Regions from separate parts of the Homo sapiens genome. Here region 2 is linked to region 1. A link is an interaction called in ENCODE POLR2A ChIA-PET data of the cell type or tissue named here. Cell type or tissue: Caco-2. All regions are shown on one strand. Links, peaks and the distances in the headings refer to the core of each region. The heading gives the core; the rest is flanking DNA. Region 1 overlaps BICRA (BRD4 interacting chromatin remodeling complex associated protein). Region 2 has its middle 5.2 kb from the start of CCDC9.

Region 1 (7,483 bases), core at 817-5,816:
TGACCATCCCTGGGCTCCACACAGACCAAACTCCTGGGAATCCCGATGAGTGGCGTCCAGGAAACAGCATTTTCATCAAGCGCTGTCTCTGAGTAGTTCTTTTGCACAGGTAGCCCAGCCCTAAATCCTAGGCCTCTTCCGGCAGCAGCAGAGCTCCCCAGCAGGCCTGTCATCCAGTCAAGGCGGCCATGGGTCTTGGAGCCCCACTCGATCTCTGTCTACGGCCATTGCTTGTCCTGACCCTGGCTGCCTCCCTGGTGCCTCTGTGTGAGCCTGGAGTCCTGTACTCACTCCCTAAGTGCTGTTCAAAGAGGGAATGAATGGGAACCTGGGAGGTAGGTCAGGATTGTTGACCTCCCCACTGCTCAGCGGGGAAACCGAGGCTCCATGAGTTCTGGTGTTTCTCCTGCAGTTCACCTGGGAGTGGAAGCCAGACAGGGTATTTCCTGGGCTAAGCAGCCATCAGTTGTAAGATGCAGCTTCCTTTTCAGAGACAAAAGTGTGAAAAATGCGCATCTTGGAGTTGATAAAACTCAGGAAAAGTCCTGTCCCACCCTGCAGTTTGCCCGCTGTCTCAAGGCTGTTTTGTGCAGGGTTGTCTTTTTCTGTTAAATTTCTGTCTCGTTAGCCAAAGGAACAAAATCCCCTGATGTCTTCCCAGTGCTTTGTACCTTCTCAAGCATGTCCCCTTCCATGGTCCTGCTTTTGTATTTAAAATTTTTTAGTCTTTTTTTTTTTTTTTTTTAAATGCGAGATGGAATTTTGCTCTTGTTGCCCAGGCTGGAGTGCAATGGTGCTATCTTGGCTCACTGCAACCTCCGCCTCCCAGGTTCAAGCAATTCTCCTGCCTCAGCCTCCTGAGTAGCTGGGATTACGGGCACATGCCACCACACCCGGCTGATTTTTGTATTTTTAGTAGAGAGGGGGTTTCACCATGTCAGGCTGGTTTTGAACTCCTGACCTCAGTTGATCACTGGCGTCCGCCTCCCAAAGTGCTGGGATTACAGGCGTGAGCCACTGCACCCGGCCTGAATTGAGAGACTTCTTTAACTCAGTTTCTTTTTATTTTCAAGATGGAGCCTTGCTCTGTCGCCCAGGCTGGAGTGCAATAGTGCGATCTTGGCTCACTGCAACCTCCACCTCCCAGGTTCAAGCAATTCTCCTGCCTTGGCTTCTCAAGTAGCTGGTGTTACAGGCGTGCACCACCACCCCCAGCTAATTTTTGTACTTTATTTTTTTTTTTTTGAGATGAAGTCTCACTCTGTTGCCTAAGCTGGAGTGCAGTGGTGCGATTTTGGCCCACTGCAACCTCTACCTCCCGGGTTCAAGCAGTTCTCCTGCCTCAGCCTCCCGAGTAGCTGGGACTACAGGCCTGCACCACCATGCCCAGCTAATTTTTGTATTTTTAGTAGAGACAGGTTTCACTATGTTGGCCAGGCTGGTCTCGAACTCCTCACCTTGTGATCTGCCCGCCATGGCCTCCCAAAGTGCTGGAATTACAGGTGTGAGCCACCACTCCCGGCCATACTTTTTTAGTAGAGATGGGGTTTCGCCGCCATGTTGGCCAGGCTAGTCTCGAACTCCTGACCTCAGGTGATCCTCTCGCCTTGGCCTCCCAGAGTGCTGGGATTACAGGCATGAGCCACCACGCCTGAGTGTAACTTGGTTTCTAACAAAAGTCTGCTTAAAAATATGTAGGAGTGGGCCGGGCGTGGTGGCTCACGCCTGTAATCCCAGCACTTTGGGAGGCTGAGGCGGGCAGATCACGAGGTCAGGAGATCGAGACCATCCTGGCTAATGCGGTGAAACCCTGTCTCTACTAAAAATACAAAAAATTAGCTGGACGTAGTGGCTGGCGCCTGTAGTCCCAGCTACTCGGGAGACTGAGGCAGGAGAATGGTGTGAACCCGGGAGGCGGAGCTTGCAGTGAGCCGAGATTGTGCCACTGCACTCCAGCCTGGGTGACAGAGTGAGACTCTGTCTCAAAAAAAAAAAAAAAAAAAAAAAATTTAGGAGTGGGCCGGGTGCGGTGGCTCATGCCTGTAATCCTAGCACTTTGGGAGCCCAAGGTGGGTGGATCACGAGGTCAGGAGTTCAAGACCAGCCTGGGCAACATGGTGAAGCCCCATCTCTACTAAAAATACAAAAATTAGCTGGGCATGGTGGCAGGCACCTGTAATCCTAGCTACTCAGGAGGCTGAGGCAGAGAATTGTTTGAGCCCAGGAGGCGGAGGTTGCAATGAGCCGAGATAGTGCCACTGCACTCCAGCCTGGGTGACAGAACGAGAGGCCATCTCAAAAAAAAAAAAGTGTGTGTGTGTGTACTCTCATATATTAGACATTACATAATACATAATAGAAATATAAAACTATACATTATTATATATAAAAATATATACTCCTATTTATAAAATTCCCTTTTATTTTCATTCCCCTCCCCGTCAGCGACCTCCTGTGCTGGAGTGAATTGCTTGCTTTGTGCGATGGATTTTTGCTTTACAGAAAGGATACTGCTTCTGTTTCTCCTCCTGCTGCTTTTCCTCCCAGTGCTGTGTTTAGAGGGTCGCCTTGTTGGTTACCTGTCCCTCCCTGCTGCTCCTCCCTGCTGTGCGCTCCATGGGCTGCAGGTAGTACAGTTCACTTCAAATCCTCATGAGGGTCAGACCCCCAGGTGTTCACCATCTCCCTGTCACAGAGGCACAGAGGTAAAATGACTTCCCAAGGTCACACAGGGAGCTGCTGCCTGAGCTGGGATTTTCGTCCTCCTGGTTAATTCAGACTCACACTCAGGCTTCCTACTGCTTGGACTGTGGCCCATGTTCTCACCTCCAGCACAAATAGCCGGTGCTGTGCCTTCAGGGACTGGGGAGAGCGATGAGGCAGGAACACACCCATTCCCCTGCAAAGCCAGATCAGTGTCTGAGGATTGCCAGCTGAGCCTGGGGAGGTCAGGCGGGGAGGCATCAGGGTAGGCTTCCTGGAGGAGGGAGCTTCTAGGGCAGGCTTTGGGGCTTGGGGGTAGGGTAAGAAAAACAGGGAATCTAGCATGATCCAAGGTCATTGCCCTGAGCAGCTGGGTGGAAGGAAGTGTTCTTTCTCTCTCTCTCTTTTTTTTTTTTTTTTGAGACTGAGACCGAGTTTAGTTCTTGTTGCCCAGGCTGGAGTGCAGTGGCGCGATCTTGGCTCACCGCAACCTCTGCCTTCGGCGTTCAAGAGATTCTCGTGCCTCAGCTCCCCGAGTAGCTGGGATTACAGGCACGCACCACCGCGCCCGGCTAATTTTGTGTTTTTAGTAGCGTCGGGGTTTCTCCATGTTGGCCAGGCTGGTCTTGAACTCCCGACCTCAGATGATCCGCCCACCTCTGCCTCCCAAAGTGCTGGGATTACAGGCGTGAGCCAACATGCCCGGCAGATTGTGACTCCCTAGTGCCCTCAGGTAAAACCTCTTCAGCTCCGTACAAAGTCTTTCTGATCTGGCCTGGCTTATCTCCTACCCTTTTCATCTTGCCTTTCACTCACCAAGCTGGTTCCCGCCTCCCCACCTCGGCCTGCACTGTACTCTGCCCAGAGTCATCTTCCCCTGCTACAAGCATACCCCAGAGAGCAGGCAGGTTAGGTTCTAGACAGTGCAGTAAAGTGAGTATCACAATAGAGCGAGCCACACACGTTTTTTGATTCTCCAGTGGATACAAAAGTTACGTTTATACGATACTGCAATCTGTTAAGTGTGCAATAACATCATGTCTAAAAAAACCAGTGTACATACCTTAATTAAAAATTGCTTTATTGCTAAAATATGCTGATACTGACATGAAGTGAGCTTGTGACTGGGAAAATGATGCAGATAGACTCACTGGACAAAGGGTTGCCAGAAACCTTCAGTTCGTAAAAAAATGCTGTGTCTTTGAAGTGTAGTAACAAGTTATGCCTGTACCTCCCACTGCCACGCCCTGACTTTTTTTTTTTTCTTTGGAAGATAGGGTCTCATTCTGTCGCCCAGGCTGGAATGCAGTGGTGTGATCATACTCACTCCTGTCTTGACCTCCCAGGCTCAAGCGTTCCTCCAACCTCAGCTACCCGAGTAGTTGGGACCGCAGGCATGTGCCACCATACCTGGCTGATTTTTTAAGTTTTTGCAGAGATGAGGTTTCACTATGTTGCCCAGGCTGGCCTTGAACTCCCGGGCTCAAGTGATCCTCCTGACTCAGTCTCCCACAGTGCTGGGATTACAGACATGAGCCACTGCACCTGGCTTTTTTTTTTTTTTTTTTTTTTTTTGAGACAGAGTCTCACTCTGTTGCCCAGGGTGAAGTGCAGTGACGTGATCTCAGCTCACTGCAACCTCCACCTCCTGGGTTCAAGTAGTTCTCCTGCCTCAGCCTCCTGAGTAGCTGGGATTACAGGCGTGAGCCACCACGCCCAGCTAATTTTTGTATTTTTAGTAGAGATAGGGTTTCACCATGTTGGCCAGGCTGGTCTCGAACTCCTGACCTCCAGTGATTTGCCCTCCTCAGCCTCCCAAAGTGTTGAGATTACAGGTGTGAGCCACCAACCTGGCCTTTTTTTTTTTTTTTTAAGAGACAGGGTCTCACTGGTGCCCAGGCTGGATTGCGGTGGCGTGATTGTGGTTCACTGTGGCCTCCAACTCTTTTGGGGCCACATCTCGCAGGTCTCTGCTTAAATGCTCCCTCCTCGGGGAAGCCCTCTTTGACTTTCTCGTCCAATTTCCTTCACTTCACTGAGCTTATTTCCATGTTAGGTGACATCCTCAGGGTCTGACAAGGACTGAATAAACCCCTAACTGATACTGAATGATTGAGGGGCCAGGTGACCTTTATACAGATCGTGAGGAGATTGGGTTGGGTTTGGATTGGGTTTTTGAGTTTCTGAGCTGAGTTGGAGGCTTAGGAGAGAAAAGGAAAGAAGGTGAGGGAAGGTTCTGGAAGAGCCTGGAGGAGGTGGTACTGGGTTGGGCTCAGAAGTGAAGTTTGCTCACAGTTTGCGAAGTGGAGAGGGTGTGAAGGCAGAGGTTGTGTGTACAATTGGGAAAGCGTTCAGGAGGCCAGCATGGATGGGCTGAGAGACACAGGAGGAGAGGGAGGCCGTGGGGCTGTGTGGGGGCCGGGGGCACGGGGAGCTGGTAGTTAGGGAGAGCTCTGGCAGCTGCCTTGCTCGACATGGAGAGGCGCCTTTTGTTTCTTGGCCCCTGGGTCTTATGAGCAAATGGTGGTTCTTAATTTGGGGTAAGAGGGAGCTCCAGTCCTTTTAGGAATCTGCTTAGAGGCCACAGACTTTTCCCCAGAGAAACACACACTTGACTCTGTATCCCAAAGTTTGGCAAAGGGGTTCAGGAGGGGTGGGGAGCCAGTTAAGAGCTGTTCACGGATCGTGATGGCAATAACCATGATAATCACAGCCAGCACTTACCTTGGCTCGCCCCAGCTTGGTTCTGGTCTAGGCCACTTACAAGCATCAGCTCCTTCACTCACAGAAGGACTGGAGGAGGTAGGTGCAGGGAGCACCCCGATTTTACACGAGTAAACTGAGGCACAGAGCGATTAAGTGACTTGCCCAGAGCCCGACAGCTGCTAAGTGGCAGAGCCCCCACTCTCTTCCCTGGATGGTCTGCTTCCTGGATGGAGCCTGTTTCTGTTTTGTTTTGTTTTGGAGACAGAGTGAGACTCTGTCTCCCAGGCTGGAGTGCAGTAGTGTGATCTTGGCTTGCTGCAGCCCCGACCTCTCGATCTCCCAGGCTCAAGCAATCTTCCTTCCTCAGCCGCCCAAGTAGCTGGGACTACAGTCATGTGCCACCATGGCCCGCTAATTTTTTGGTTTTTTTTTTTTTTTTTTTAGAGACAGGGTCTTGCCATGTTGCCCAGGGTGGTCTTGAACTCCTGGGCTCAGGTGATCTGCCTGCCTTGGCCTCCCAAAGCAGTGAGATTACAGGCATGAGCTACCACGTCCAGCTGCATCCTGGGTTTTTTTTTTTTTTTTTTTTCTGAGACAGAGTCTCGCTCGGTCACCTAGGCTGGAGTGCAATGGCGTGATCTCAGCTCACTGCAACCTCCACCTCCCGGGTTCAAGCAACTCTCCTGCCTCAGCCTCTGGAGCAGCTGGGATTACAGGCGCCCACCACCACACCCAGCTAATTTTTGTATTTTTAGTAGAGATGGGGTTTCACCATGTCAGTCAGGCTCGTCTTGAACTCCTGTCCTCAAGTGATCCGCCCGTCTTGGCCTCCCAGAGTGCTGGGATTACAGGCGTGAGCCACCGCGCTTGGTCCACCCTGGGTTTTTATTCATCAAGCCTCGCTGCCCCCTTGGTACAGGGGCCAAGACCACAGCTGGGAAGCTCCTTTCCTCTTGCCCCAAGAGCCAGCCTGGGTTGCTGCTGAGCCATTGCAGGCTGAGGCACAGCCTCTCTTTCTCCTTTTACGCTTCCTGATGTCTTCTTTAACATAATCATGGCCACCTCAGCTTCTTTCAGAGAGCAATATGTTCCTGAGCTAGAGACATGGGTGACCAGCTGGAGTCAGGATTTGGGGGGTGTGGTGTAGGTCTAGAGCCAACTGTGGCACTGGAACAAGGCCCCTACCTTGTTCAGCCTCAGTTTCCCTAATCAGCTAGAGAGGCCTACTTCCTCCTTGGAGGTTAAATAGATGACATTCATAGGTCAACGGAAATGCTGCATTTATGGCAATAACTGACCTTGTAGGTGTTTCAAAATTCAGGCCGTTTCAGACCAGAGTGCACACAGGATGATGTGGGACCCCCCAGCAAGGCAGGCAGCTCCCCGTCAGCACATATGCTAGCACTTCTGCGAAGATTTCTGCAGCAAATATATCTGCTGCTGTTGATACTAAGAGGGAGATCTAAGGACAGCCATTGCAGTTCCACTTTGCCCCACAATGAGCCAGGAAAAAAGAAAAGGATGGCTTTAGAGATTTTTGGAGGTTGGAATTGCAGATTAGGGGGCCACAGACCTAAAATGCCTACCGAGTAGGATGAGTGGGTTTTTTGTTTGTTTGTTTTGTTTTGTTTTGTTTTTTGAGACAGAGTCTTGCTCTGTTGCCCAGGCTGGAGTGCAGTGGCACGATCTCGGCTCACTGCAACCTCCACCTCCCGGGTTCAAGCGATTCTTCTGCCTCAGCCTCCCAAGTAGCTGGGATTACAGGCGCATGCCACTATGTCTGGCTAATTTCTGTATTTTTAGTAGAGACGGGATTTCTTCATGTTGGCCAGGCTGGTCTCGAACCCCTGACCTCGTGATCCACTCATGTCAGCTCCTCGAAGTGGTGGGATTACAGGTGTGAGCCACCGCGCCGGGCCAGGGTGTGGGGTTTAATTGGGATGATATGTTGTGGAGTGACTGGCACATGACAACATGACAAGGACTTTGTCATTGCTGGTTGCTATTACTATTGACTGTTGTTGCTATTATTATTACTAACCCCTCTTCGGTCTGTATGGGCTGGTGCAGACAC
Region 2 (7,483 bases), core at 778-5,777, 370 kb before region 1:
GAGTGGGAAACGTGTCCGCCGGCGTGATTATCAAATTTCCTGGGAGATCTTCAAGTCCGCCCTTAGCCACTGCGTACTAACGGTAGAATTTAACTCCATTCCACAAATAAACACAAAGTATTTTTTATGATTATTTTTGAACTTGTAAAATTTGTTTTTTGATTTCTTGAGACCATTGTTTAAGCTGTAGCATAAGTTACACACTTCTCTAAAGCCTCCCAATTCTTTTTTTTTTTAGGAACAAGGTCTCCCTCGCCGCTCAGGCTGGAATGCAGTGGCACGATCAGAGCTCATTGCAGCCTTGAAGTCCTGAAGCTCCAGACTCTTTTTTTTGTTTTTTGAAACGCAGTCTCGCTTTGTCGCCCAGGCTGGAGTACAGTGGTGTGATCTCGGCTCACTGCAACCTCTGCCTCCCAAGTTCAAGCAATTCTCTAATTCTCTGCCTCAGCCTCCTGAGTAGCTGGGATGACAGGCGCCCGCCACCATGCCCGGCTAATTTTTTTGTATTTTTACTACAGACGGGTTTCACCATCTTGGCCAGGGTGGTCTTGAAATCCTGACCTCGTGATCCACCTGCTTTGGCCTCTCAACGTGCTGCGATTACAGGCATAAGCCACCGCACCTGGCCCTCTTTTTTTTTTTTTTTGAGACAGAGTCTGGCTCTGTCCCCCAGGCTGGAGTGTGATCTCGGCTCCCTGCAACTCTGCCTCCCTGTTCCAGTGATTCTCTTGCCTCAGCCCCCGGAGTAGCTGGGATTACAGGCGCACGCCACCACGCCCGGCTAATTTTTGTATTTTTAGTAGAGACAGGGTTTCATCATGTTGGCCAGGCTGGTCTAGAACTCCTGACTTCAGGCGACCCACACCCGCCTCGGCCTCCCAAAGTGCTGGGATTACAGGTGTGAGCCACCACACCTGGCCTTTTTTTTTTTTTTAAAGAGTCTCGTTGTGTCGCCCAGTCTGGAGTGCAGTGGTGTGATCTCGGCTCACTGCAACCTCCAACTCCTGGGTTCAAGCGATTCTTCTGCCTCAGCCTCCCACATAGCTGGGACTACAGGCGTTCGCCACCACGCCCGGCTAATTTTTTTTTTTTTGTATTTTTACTAGAGATGGGGTTCCACTGTGTTAGCCAGGATGGTCTCGATCTCCTGACCTCATGATCCGCCCGCCTCAACCTCCCAAAGTTCTGGGATTACAGGCGTGAGCCACCGCGCCCAGCCTTTTTTTTTTTTTTTTTTTTAATGTATTTGCTTGTCGTTAATGGGATAGTAATAAGGTTGAGGTTTTTGTTAAGGGGAGTTTACTTATCATTAAACTCTGTAGTTACTACTACAAGGAAACTCTTCCCAAGTACATTAAACACTAGGTTTTATAATATTTGCCACACTGCCAATAAATTCTGTTCACATATTAAGTATGACAAGTCCACTATATGTAACATGTAAGAATGCTATACTAGGCCGGGCACAGTGGCTCACACCTGTAATCCCAGCACTTTGGGAGGCTGAGGCGGGCAGATCACGAGGTCAGGAGATCGAGACCATCCTGGCTAACACGTTGAAACCCCGTCTCTGCTAAAAATACAAAAAATTAGCCGGGTGTGGCGGCGTGCGCCTGTAGTCCCAGCTGCTGGGGAAGCTGAGGTAGGAGAACGGCGTGAACCCGGGAGGCAGAGCTTGCAGTGAGCCGAGATCGCGCCACTGCACTCCAGCCTGGGTGACAGAGCGAGACTCTGTCTCAAAAAAAAAAAAAAAAAAAAAAGAATGCTATACTGGCAGTAGACCTAGGGCCAGAATAAATTGGCAAGTTTTCATTCCATATAAATGTGGGAAAAAAGTGAGTACAACTTTTTTTTTTTTTTTTTTTTGAGACAGAGTTTCACTCTTGTTGCCCAGGCTGGAGTGCAATGGTACGATCTCGGCTCACCGCAACCTCTGCCTCCCGGGTTCAAGCAATTCTCCTGCCTCAGCCTCCCGAGTAGCTGGGATTACAGGCATGTGCCACCACACCCAGCTAATTTTTGTATTTTTAGTAGAGACAGCGTTTCACCATGTTGGTCAGGCTGGTCTCGAACTCCTGACCTCGTGATCTGCCCGCCTCGGCCTCCCAAAGTGCTGGGATTACAGGCATGAGCCACCATGCCCAGCCTTTTTTTTTTTTTTTTTTTTTTGTGAGAGGAAGTCTTGCTCTGTTGCCCAGGCTGGAGTGCAGTGGCACGATTTTGGCTCACTGCAACCTCTGCCTCCTGGGTTCAAGCAATTCTCCTGCCTCAGCCTCCTGGGTAGCTGGGACTACAGGTGTCCACCACTACACCCGGCTAATTTGTTTGTATTTGTAGTAGAGACGGGGTTTTACCATGTTGGCGAGGCTGGTCTTGAACTCCTGACCTCATGTGGTCTGCCCACCTTGGCCTCCCAAAGTGTTGGGATTACAGGCGTAAGCCACCGTGCCCGGCCACATGAAATGTTTAATGTGGTTGATCTCAGCTTCATTCACACTGACTTCAGGGAGTCTGGTTTTCTATGCTCAAGATTGTTCTATTGCTGATTTGCCGTTGTTTTGTTTTCTTTCAGGATCAAGGTGGGTACTTTTTTTTTTCTTTGAGATGGAGTCTCGCTTTGTCGCCCAGGCTGGAGTGCGGTGGCGCCATCTCGGCTCACTGCAAGCTCCACCTCCTGGGTTCACACCATTCTCCTGCCTCAGCCTCCCGAGTAGCTGGGACCACAGGCGCATGCCACCACGCCCGGCTAATTTTTTGTATTTTTTTTAGTAGAGATGGGGTTTCACCATGTTAACCAGGATGGTTTCGATCTCCTGACCTCGTGATCCATCCAGCTCCGCCTCCCAAAGTACTGGGATTACAGGCCTGAGCCACCGCGCCCAGCTTTTTTTTTTTTTTTTTTTTAATAGAGATGGGGATGGGAGGGGTCTCACTACTATGCCCAGGCTGGTGACAAACTTCTGGGCTCAAGTGATCTACCCTCCTTGGCCTCCCAAAGTGCTGGGATTACAGGAGTCAGCCACCGCACCTGGCCCCTCCCAAACTCTTAAGTGCAGAACTCCATGTAACCAGCACCTAGGTGGAGAAACAGAACGTTCTTAGCCCCATTTCCTGACCCTGATTACCCTAATTACCCTCAGGGTAATCATTATCGTGAATTCTAACACCAGAGATTAGTTTTGCTTGTTTTAGAATTTCATATAAATGGACCATGAAATATGTTCTCTTTGGTGTCTGTATGCCTTTGTTATGCAGCCTAATGTTTGCAAGATTCATGCATGTTCTTGTTTACTTTTCCTTTTTTTTCCTTTCTTTCTTTCTTCCCCCGCCTCCCCCGCCTCCCCACAGAGCCTGGCTCTGTTGCCCAGGCTTGAGACTCAGCCTCCCAAGTAGCTGGGATTACAGGCCCAGTGCCACCACGCCCGGCTAATTTTTGTATTTTTAGTAGAGACGGGGTTTCACCATGTTGGCCAGGCTGGTCTCGATCTCCCTATCTCAGGTGATCCACCTGCCTCGGCCGCCCAAAGTGCTGGGATTACAGGTGCGAGCCACTGTGCCCAGCCTTGACTTCCTTCCTTCCTTCCTTTCGAGACAGGGGTCTCACTTTGTTGTCGCTCAGTCTGGCGTTGAACTCCTGGCCTCTAGTGATCCTCCCACCTTGGCCTCCCCAGTGCTGGTGCACCACTGCACCCTGCTGATTGATCACTTTCAGTGTTGCAGAGTCTTTCACTGTGTAAAGACAGGATCATAACTCACTGCAATCTCGACCTCCTGGGCTCAAGCAATCCTTCTGCCTCAGCCTCCTGAGTAGCTAGGACCATGTGCCACCATGCCTGGCTAATTTTATTTTATTTTATTATTATTACTTTTTAAAATATGCTGACTTTAGTTATTTACTTTTTTTTTTTTTTAAGATGGAGTCTCACTCTGCCGCCAGGCTGGAGTGCAGTGGTGTGATCTCGGCTCACTGCAACCTCTGCCTCCCAGGTTCAAGCGATTCTCCTGCCTCAGCCTCCTGAGTAAGCTGGGATCACAGGCGTGCACCACCACGCCCGGCTAATTTTTTTTTGTTTTTTGTTTTTTGTTTTTGAGACAGTCTCACTCTGTCGTCGAGGCTGGAGTGCAGTAGCACTGTGTTGGCTCACTGCAACCTCCGTCTCCTGGGTTCAAGCAATTCTCCTGCCTCAGCCTCCCAAGCAGCTGGGACTACAGGCGTCCACCATGACGCCCGGATAGATTTTTCTTTTTTTTTTTTTTCTTGAGACGGAGTCTGGCTCTGTTGCCCAGGCTGGAGTGCAGTGGCGTGATTTCAGCTCACTGCAAGCTCCACCTCCTGGGTTCACGCCATTTTCCTGCCTCAGCCTCCCTGGTAGCTGGGACTACAGGTGCCCGCCACCATGCCCGGCTAATTTTTTTTACATTTTTAGCAGAGATGGGGTTTCACCATGTTGGCCAGGCTGGTCATGAACTCCTGACCTCAGGTGATCCACCCACCTCAGCCTCCCAAAGTGCCGTGATTACAGGTGTGAGCCACCGTGCCTGGCCACGCCTGGCTAATTTTGTGTGTGTGTGTGTGTACTTATTTTTTTGAGACAGTGTGTCGCTCTGTCACCCAGGCTAAAGTGCAGTGGCGGGATCTCAGCTCACTGCAACCTCTGCCTCCCAAATTCAAGCAATTCTTCTGCCTCAGCCTCCTGAGTAGCTGGGACTACAGGCGTGCACTGACACTCTTGGATAATTTTTTTTTTTTTGAGGTGGAGTCTTGCTCTGTCCCTCAGGCTGGATTGCAATGACGCGATCTCGGCTCACTGAAGCCTCCGCCTCCCGGGTTTAAACGACTCTCCTGCTTCAGCCTCCCAAGTAGCTGGGATTACAGGTGCACACCACCACACCTGGCTAATTTCTTTTTGCATGTGTGTAGTTTTAGTAGAGACGGGATTTCACCATGTTGGCCAGGCTGGTCTCGAACTCCTGACCTCAGATGATCCTCCTGCCTTGGCCTCCCAAAGTCCTGGGATTACAGACATGAGCCACCACGCCCAGCCGAGGCTGAGTCTTTATCTTGGGGACTGGCCTGGGCATTGGAAGGTGTTCAGGAGCAGCCCTGGCCTCTGTCCACTAGATGTCAAGAGGACCCTCTCTTGTGACAACCAGAAATGTCCCTAGTCATTGAGAAATGTCCTTTAGGGGGCAAAATTACCTCCATTGAGAACCACTGGATAAGAACACGGAGTTTGAGGATGCACAAAAGGGAGTGATGTGGCTGGAGAGGGCAGCAGCGGTGACACACACACCACTCAGGCTCCATCAAGTCAGCTCTCCCCAGGGTGCTCTGGGCAGCCTCTTTCTGTCAGAACAGTTGCCATAGTTTGAATGTGTCCGTCGAAGTTCATGTGTTGAAAACAGTCGGCAGGGCGCGGTAGCTCACGCCTGTAATCCCAGCACTTTGGAAGGCCGAGGCAGGTGGATCACGAGGTCAGGAGTTCAAGACCAGCCTGGTCAAAACGGTGAAACCCTGTCTCTACTAAAAATACAAAAAAAAGTAGCCAGACATGGTGGCAGATGCCTGTAATCCCAGCTACTCAGGAGGCTGAGGCAGCGAATTGCTTCAACCTGGGAGGCGGAGGTTGCAGTGAGGCGAGATTGCGCCATCGCACTCCAGCCTGGGCAAAAAGAGCAAAACCTGTCTTAGAAAAACAAACAAACAAACAAAATATATATATATATTTATACAAACACATACACACACATATATGGAGAGAGAGAGAGGTGGGGGTCCCACTATGTTGGCCAGGCTGACCTTGAGTGAGCTCCTGGCCTTAAATGATCCTCCCACCTCTGCCTCCCAAAGTGTTGGAATTACAGGCATGAGCCACTGTATTTGGCCTAATTTTTAATTTTTTTTGTGGAGACTAGGTCTCACTCTATTGCCCAGACTGGTTTCAAATTCCCGAGCTGAAGTGATCTGCCCACCTTGGCCTCCCAAAGTTCTGGGATTACAGGCATGAGTCACCGCACTGGCCTCAAGTGAATTTCGTTACATGCATAGATTGCTATTTGGACAATTATAAGAGGATTAAGTTTCATTGGTATCTCTGAAAGGCTGTGAACAGTAGCCTTAGAAATGGTAAGGAATTACCAGGTACTTCCACTTTCTATGTCTTAAATCACAAAATAAAATGACTGGCACTACAGGCAATCTGGTCTGTCCACTTATAACTGTCATTCACCTTAACTGAGGGTATTCTGTAGCATTCATCATCATTTGTCACAATACCTTTATTATTTATTTATTTATTCTGAGACAGAGTTTCACTCTTGTTGCCCAGGCTGGAGTGCAGTGGCTCAATCTTGGCTCACTGCAACCTCCATTTCCCAGGTTCAAGTGATTCTCCTGCCTCAGCCTCCCCAGTAGCAGGGGTTACAGGCGTGAGCCACAGCGCCTGGTCGGCTTGTCACACTAGCTTTATTATGTCTAAGTTTTGGTTAATGCTGTAACCTCCTGGACTCTGCAGCTATTCAGCTGCTGTTGCTTTGAGTATCTTCTAGTTTTGGGAATGCACCAAGCTCATTCACCACAGGGCCTTTGCATAGGTTGTGTCCTTGGCCTGCACAGGCAGCCTCTCACCCTCCGGCCTCTCCTGCCCCTCTTGCCAGGCATCTCCCACAGGTGCTGCTATTTCCCATTTACTTGTGTCTTCCCTTAGGAGGACAAGGATGGGGTCAGCTTTGTTCATCATCTCAGTTCCCCCACCAACTTTTCCTCCCAGCACGCAGCCTGGCAGTCAATGCTGATTTGGGAGAATGAACGACTGATTCTATCGGTTGAACGTTTATTTTATATATATATATATATATATATATATATATATATATATATATATATACTTTTTTTTTTTTTTTTTTTTTGAGACGGAGTCTCGCTCTGTCGCCCAGGCTGGAGTGCAGTGGCGTGATCTCGGCTCACTGCAAGCTCCGCCTCCCGGGTTCACGCCATTCTCCTGCCTCAGCCTCCCAAGTAGCTGGGACTACAGGCGCCCGCCACTACGCCCGGCTAATTTTTTGTATTTTTAGTAGAGACGGGGTTTCACCGTTTTAGCCGGGATGGTCTCGATCTCCTGACCTCGTGATCCGCCCGCCTCGGCCTCCCAAAGTGCTGGGATTACAGGCGTGAGCCACCGCGCCCGGCCTTATTTTATATTTTATGATTTCATTTACTTATTTATTTTCGATACGGAGTCTCACTTTGTCGCCCAGGCTGGAGTGCAGTGGCACGATCTTGCCTCACTGCAACCTCTGCCTCCCGGGTTCAAGCAATTCTCTATCTCAGCCTCCCAAGTAGCTGGGATTACAGGCATCTGCCACCATGCTTGGCTAAATTTTGTATTTTTAGTAAAGACGGGGTTTCACCATGTTAGCCAGGCTGGTCTCGAACTCCTGACCTTGTGATCCACCTGCCTCGGCCTCCCAAAGTGCTGGGATT

The links. ChIA-PET counts read pairs that join two places held together with the same protein. Peaks named below come from ENCODE experiments on the same cell type or tissue, not always from the same donor. Only the 100,000 strongest peaks of a DNase experiment are listed, where the experiment ranks them.
Region 2: POLR2A ChIA-PET joins it to region 1 with 5 read pairs; 3 of 35 experiments call an interaction of 5 or more read pairs at or near these places.

What each region holds. Positions count from the first base shown.
Region 1 is chr19:47,620,740-47,628,222 of GRCh38, forward strand. The region is part of intron 1 of BICRA (BRD4 interacting chromatin remodeling complex associated protein); the gene reads left to right. Among named protein-coding and RNA genes, the nearest start is that of BICRA, 15 kb to the left of the region's middle. RefSeq lists enhancers at 1-393, 6,153-6,727. In Caco-2, for the core only: no CTCF peak of the experiment used is centred there; DNase peaks (open chromatin) are centred at 2,878, 3,482 and 4,032.
Region 2 is chr19:47,247,583-47,255,065 of GRCh38, forward strand. No RefSeq gene overlaps it. Among named protein-coding and RNA genes, the nearest start is that of CCDC9, 5.2 kb to the right of the region's middle. In Caco-2, for the core only: no CTCF peak of the experiment used is centred there; no DNase peak of the experiment used is centred there.